Linked DNA regions of Mus musculus: region 2 is linked to region 1. Evidence: chromatin loops called from intact Hi-C (ENCODE). Cell type or tissue: heart. All regions are shown on one strand.

Region 1 (2,500 bases):
AATAATAAGCACACACACCCAAGTTTTTCAGATTTTTAAAGGGCAGGGACAACTGACTTATGCGCCTGAGAAATGTGACAGGTGATTGGAAGCCAGGAACTGGGGGGACAGGGTAGCCTCAAAAGGCCTTAAGTGCTGGAGGCCAGTGGGGTATCTGGAGTTGACCTTTCACCTTTGAAAGGCATTAATTTTGGAGACGGAGCCATGTTTGTTTACTATGAGGGGCTGAGGGAGTCAGGGCAGGCGGAAGCTAGGGCTTTAGTGGGTGTAAGCGGCCGGGAGTCAGTTGGTCTGGGGGGCGAGGGGTCCGCTCCCGCCCGCTCGCCAGGGAAGGCGGAAGGCAACGCTCGGCTTCTTTGGACAACCTGGGCGGGGGGGGGGAACCGTGCGAGCTGGAGCGCAGATCCGAGACGACTCCTGCCTTTACGAGGACGACAGGGGGAGGCACGGGGCAGCCACGCGGGGTCGTCCCCGCTCTGGGGTCGCTAGCTCTGCGGCGGCCGCGCCAGGCCCTGTCGGAGCTGCGCGGCGACTCCCGGTCTGGCCGCGGCCCTCCCGCCCCGGCGACGCCGCGGTGGATTGTGGGCTGGGGGCTGCGGCGGCCTGGCGGCGGCGGCGGCCTGCTGCACGCTCTCCGCGGACCCAGCCGCGCCGGGCCGGTGGCGTGAGGCGGGCGGCGGCGTGGGGAGCTGAGGCGCCGGGGGCGGTGGTCGCGGCGCGGCGGCGGCTCCCCTGGAGGCCGGGGATGTGGGAGAGGCGGCGGCAGCAGCGGCGGAGGCGGCGCTGCGGACCCGGGGGAGACTGCTGGCTGACAGGACACCCGGGCGAGACGTGAGGGGCCCGCCGCGGCCGCTCTGCCCCCGAGCGGCGCTGGGCTCGAGAGGGCGGCCCTGTGCTCCCGGGCCCGCCGGCCAGCAGGCGCGGGGCGGAGGCGGGAACCGGGCTCGGACCCGGCGCGCAGGGCGGCGGCGGCCGCGGAGCAGCAGTCTCGGCGCGACGTGGAGGGATGGAGGCGGCGGTGCACTAGGCCTCGTCTGGGGCTGCCGCCCGGGACCGCAGGTAGGTGCCGGGCCCGCGCTTCGCGGCCACCCTCCCCCGACCCGGTGACCGGCGGGGCGGCGGGACCCCACCCCCTCCGTCTCCTCGGGGCTTGGAGCTGACAGAGTTTCGGAGCCGGTGACCGAGCCGAAGCTTCATCCTCCCCGCCACCACCACTTCCTTCTCGGCACTCCCAGGATCCGGGCCGGCAGCTGTGCCCCAGCCCCGGCCGGCGTCCGCAGGTGCCGCCCCAGTCCCCTCGCCCCTCTCCGGAATCCGGGACCAGCAACTTCCATCAGTCCTTGTAGACGCGGAGCCCAAACTTTCCCTGTCTCCTTTCAGCCAGGCCTGAACCCCTCTTGGAGCCTTCTAGAATAAAAACACCGCCCCCCCACCCCCCCGCCCGAGAATACTAAACCAAAGAAGAACTCGGCATTGTGCAGTTTTGCATTGTAGTTTAAATTATTTTATTTCTTTCAGTTTTGCTAACTGCTGTCTGCAGGGATACAAAGACAGGCCTTCCCTGTTCCCTGTGGGTTGTCTGGGAACTTTTGCCTGACCATTATAATTAGCTACTTGGCCTGTCCGTGTATGGCTTAGGGTGACTTTTTTTTTTTTTTTTTTAAAGAATTTTGGCCTATTAGAGTTACAAAGTGTTTCTTAAAATACCTTTTTAACCAAGTTTGGTTTTTGGTCCTTATAGAGACGTCTTTTACTTTCGAAGAATTAAATTGGGCTACTTCTGTTTTCTAATTGATTTAATTTCGGGTTCTCAAACTCAGGTCAGTCTTAATACATGTTCAGCGGGCAGGGGATATTATGATACGCTGTTTGTGGTATATGGAGAAGAAGGTGATAACTTATGCTGCAGGTCTTGATGGGCATTGAGTTTTATAAATGGGAGCTCTAATTGGAAAACTATTTGACTCCCTAGCAGTTTGGCTGGAACAGATGTAATGATAGGATATGTCTGACTGTATGTAGTACAGTGAGTTGGGTTTCCTAGAAGTGGGTATTGGTGCTCTACACTAATTATCATTAGGTAAAATTGGTCACTTTGTACTTGATAGTTGTAGTTTAGGATGTTAGATGCTAACTTTTGTATTGTCTTTTGGCTAGTTTTAAACTGTGTTCTGGCAACCTTAGAACTGTTACTATAAGTACCAGTCTGTTCACAGTAAAACTGTACACACTATCCGTGTGTTGTTGTTGACACTCATATAATTTGTTCTTGTGGTATTGCTGCTACAGCATTTGGCTTTCTAAAATGTTTTTCATTGTTTTCAAAATTATAACTGGCAAAGTTATCTAGAGTTTACTAGGAACAGAGGATTAAATTTGCATGTATTTGTGTTCTGGAAAAGCTAAATTATATTTCTGAATAAGAATTTTTATTACAATTAGATCTTATATAAACCATGAAAGGACAATTTGCAGAACCTATTCTTAATTAACTATTAAC
Region 2 (2,500 bases), 150 kb before region 1:
GCTGAGCCATTCTCTGTCTCCCGTGTACTTGTTTCTTAAATTACTTATTTCTTCATTGATCAAATAATTATGTGGTCTGTGGGCATCCAGGGTTTTTGATCCTAAGACTATTTGAAAATCCTTAGTTTCCCATCTTGAAATAGATGTCTGATTCCTTGGCATTAATGTTTTTTCTTCCAGGTTCTAGGTACTCTATTAAGGGAAACTGAGGCAAATTACCTGTAAACCTTCTGGAGAGCCAGTACTGTGTTTTCTCACACCACCATACATGCATACCTGGTCATTTAGAAAGGGTGTAAGACTTAGCTGAGCACAACATACCCATACCATGTTTCAAGGTGCCGTATGTTGTAATTTGATAGTGAGAAACTTGAATCGGCTAATACATACATTGAACAGTTCTGAACTCTCTCTACTTATCTTTTGAATATATATTTATGGAATCTGGATGTTTGAAGAACTATAGATTTTCAGATGAACAAATTGCAGTACAATGATCCAACAATGCTGTTAATGCTGAACTTGGGTTGGAATTAAATGTAACTAACCGAACAAAGAAATTACAGAATTCTGTTAATGGTCACGCTCCCTACAGTTTTATAACCTAATTGTTAAAACACTAAGAACAAGTAGATTTTTAGTACCTTGGGTAATTCTCTTGAAGGAGGCAAAGGAAGGGGGTATTTATGATTTGCAGAAGAAATCTAAACAACCAAGGAGACTGCCATGTCAAGAGGAAGTTAGATTTCACTGGGCACTTGGAAGTGGTTGGGGGTGGGGTGAAGCAGGAGGGACTGGCTGTGGGCAGGAACCCAATGGCACCAAAGACACAAGACCAGCCTTGTTTAGTCAACTACAGTCCAGAACCTTCAGGCTTAGTGAATGGGTGACTATGGCAACAGTCCCCGCCCCAACCCCCTTGCGCGTGCACAGCGCAGAGCCAGCAGTAGGCTCCTCCACAACAGATACTTTTTTTTTTCTCTCTCGGTAAAGAGAACTACAGTTCCCAAGAGCCCTCTCGGCACCGCCTCGCGATGTGGCCCTGCCCCTTACCCTTATGCCCCGCCCTCCCGCTAGTCCCGGTCCCTCCTTCCCAGTGTGTGTCAGTGACCCAAAGGCGGTTCGAGGCGGAGGGACCGTCGGGGGCGCCGCCGCCGCCTTCTCCAGCGCCAGCAACAGCAGCAGCAGCGGCAGCGACAACAGCAGCAGCGGCAGCAGCGGCCGTGCGGCGCCACCGGATCTGCCTGCAGCCCGGGGAGCTCACCACAAAGCGGGCCCGAGCCTCCCTCTCTAGTCCGCGCTCGGCTCTGCGTTCCACTCGGCCTCGCGGGGCTCGGCGGCTGGCGGGAAGGCGGCGGGCTCCGCTGGTGCCTGCGTTCAACCGGTGCTCGCGCCGCCCCCGCGCCCCGGGTGTCCGTGCGGCGGGCCGAGCTGGCGTTCCGGCCACCAGCAGTCGTCCGGTGAGTGCGGCGCGGGCGGCGAACGGGGGCGCGAGGGCCGGCGGCGCGGAACTTCCTCCGAGCCTTTGCCGGTGGCGGCGCGGCGGCCTGCGCGCCCGCCCGCCCGCGGGGAGGCGGCGGGGAGCAGAGTTTGCGGCGCCGCATCCCGCGCGGAGGGAGGAAGCGCCTTTGTGAGGAGCTGCCCGGAACGCCCTCCCCCACGGCTGGAGCGGGTGCGCGGCGGAGGGGAGCCCCAGCTCGGCGGCCCGGTTCTCGCTCCCGCGGCCAGGCTGCAGGCCGGCGAAGTGGAAGGGGAACAAAGGGGCGGTGGGCTTTTCTTTTGTTTGTGTGAATCTGATAACTTCTCAGCTTCCTTACGTAACACAGAATTCCAAGTTAGTCATTCTTTTTATTGTTATGATTATTGTCATCATCTCTGCGTGCCTCTACGTTTCCTTTCATCTTGGGAATCTCAGAGCATTTTAAAAACACTAATTAATTTCACCTCCCGGCCCTTGCCAAGCCCGTTTCCGTACGTGGGTAAACTGAGGTCCAGAAAGCCCTCAAATTGATGGATACGCTTGATGTACCGCGCTGGTGTCTGAGGCTCCGAAAGCGTTTATGAGTAATAACTCATTCTCCAAATGCCCTGTGGAAAAGTTAAAGATGCTCATTTTACTTACAGGTTAAATGAAGTCTGGAAGAAGTCTAGGTAATTGTTAGGTAGTTGAAACAATAATTCTTTTTAAATAGTATTTGAATCTTAAAACCTCAAAGGACTTTCTGAAAAATGTTCCGAGTGGTGAAGATACTGTAAGTCATCAACTCACTTCGCCATATATTATGTTTATATGTGCAGATCTCTTACAAAGTCAGACAACAATGATGAGGGAGGGGATAGTTTTTACTTAACCTACATTTAACATGTTTAGTCACTACTCACAATATGCTCGTTGGTTTTAGCCCCAGCACTCTTCCATCAACAAATATTGAGCATCTCATCCACAGGACGCTTTATTAAACCGAGAATTGAAGCTTTTGTGTATCAAAGGTTGTCTGTT

Evidence for each region. A loop is a pair of places that touch in the nucleus more often than their neighbours do. Peaks named below come from ENCODE experiments on the same cell type or tissue, not always from the same donor. Only the 100,000 strongest peaks of a DNase experiment are listed, where the experiment ranks them.
Region 2: a loop joins it to region 1, with 15 times the contacts of the local background. A loop is called at or near these places in 15 of 42 quality-filtered maps.

What each region holds. Positions count from the first base shown.
Region 1 is chr11:21,238,313-21,240,812 of GRCm38, forward strand. Vps54 (VPS54 GARP complex subunit) reads left to right here and starts at 720. Exons shown (of 23, transcript NM_139061.5): 1 at 720-1,059. In heart, no CTCF peak of the experiment used is centred here; DNase peaks (open chromatin) are centred at 289, 1,009 and 1,119; H3K4me3 peaks cover 2,500 bases; H3K27ac peaks cover 2,083 bases.
Region 2 is chr11:21,090,219-21,092,718 of GRCm38, forward strand. It overlaps Peli1 (pellino 1), which reads left to right and starts at 1,106. Exons shown (of 7, transcript NM_023324.2): 1 at 1,106-1,460. In heart, no CTCF peak of the experiment used is centred here; DNase peaks (open chromatin) are centred at 953 and 1,643; H3K4me3 peaks cover 1,947 bases; H3K27ac peaks cover 1,905 bases.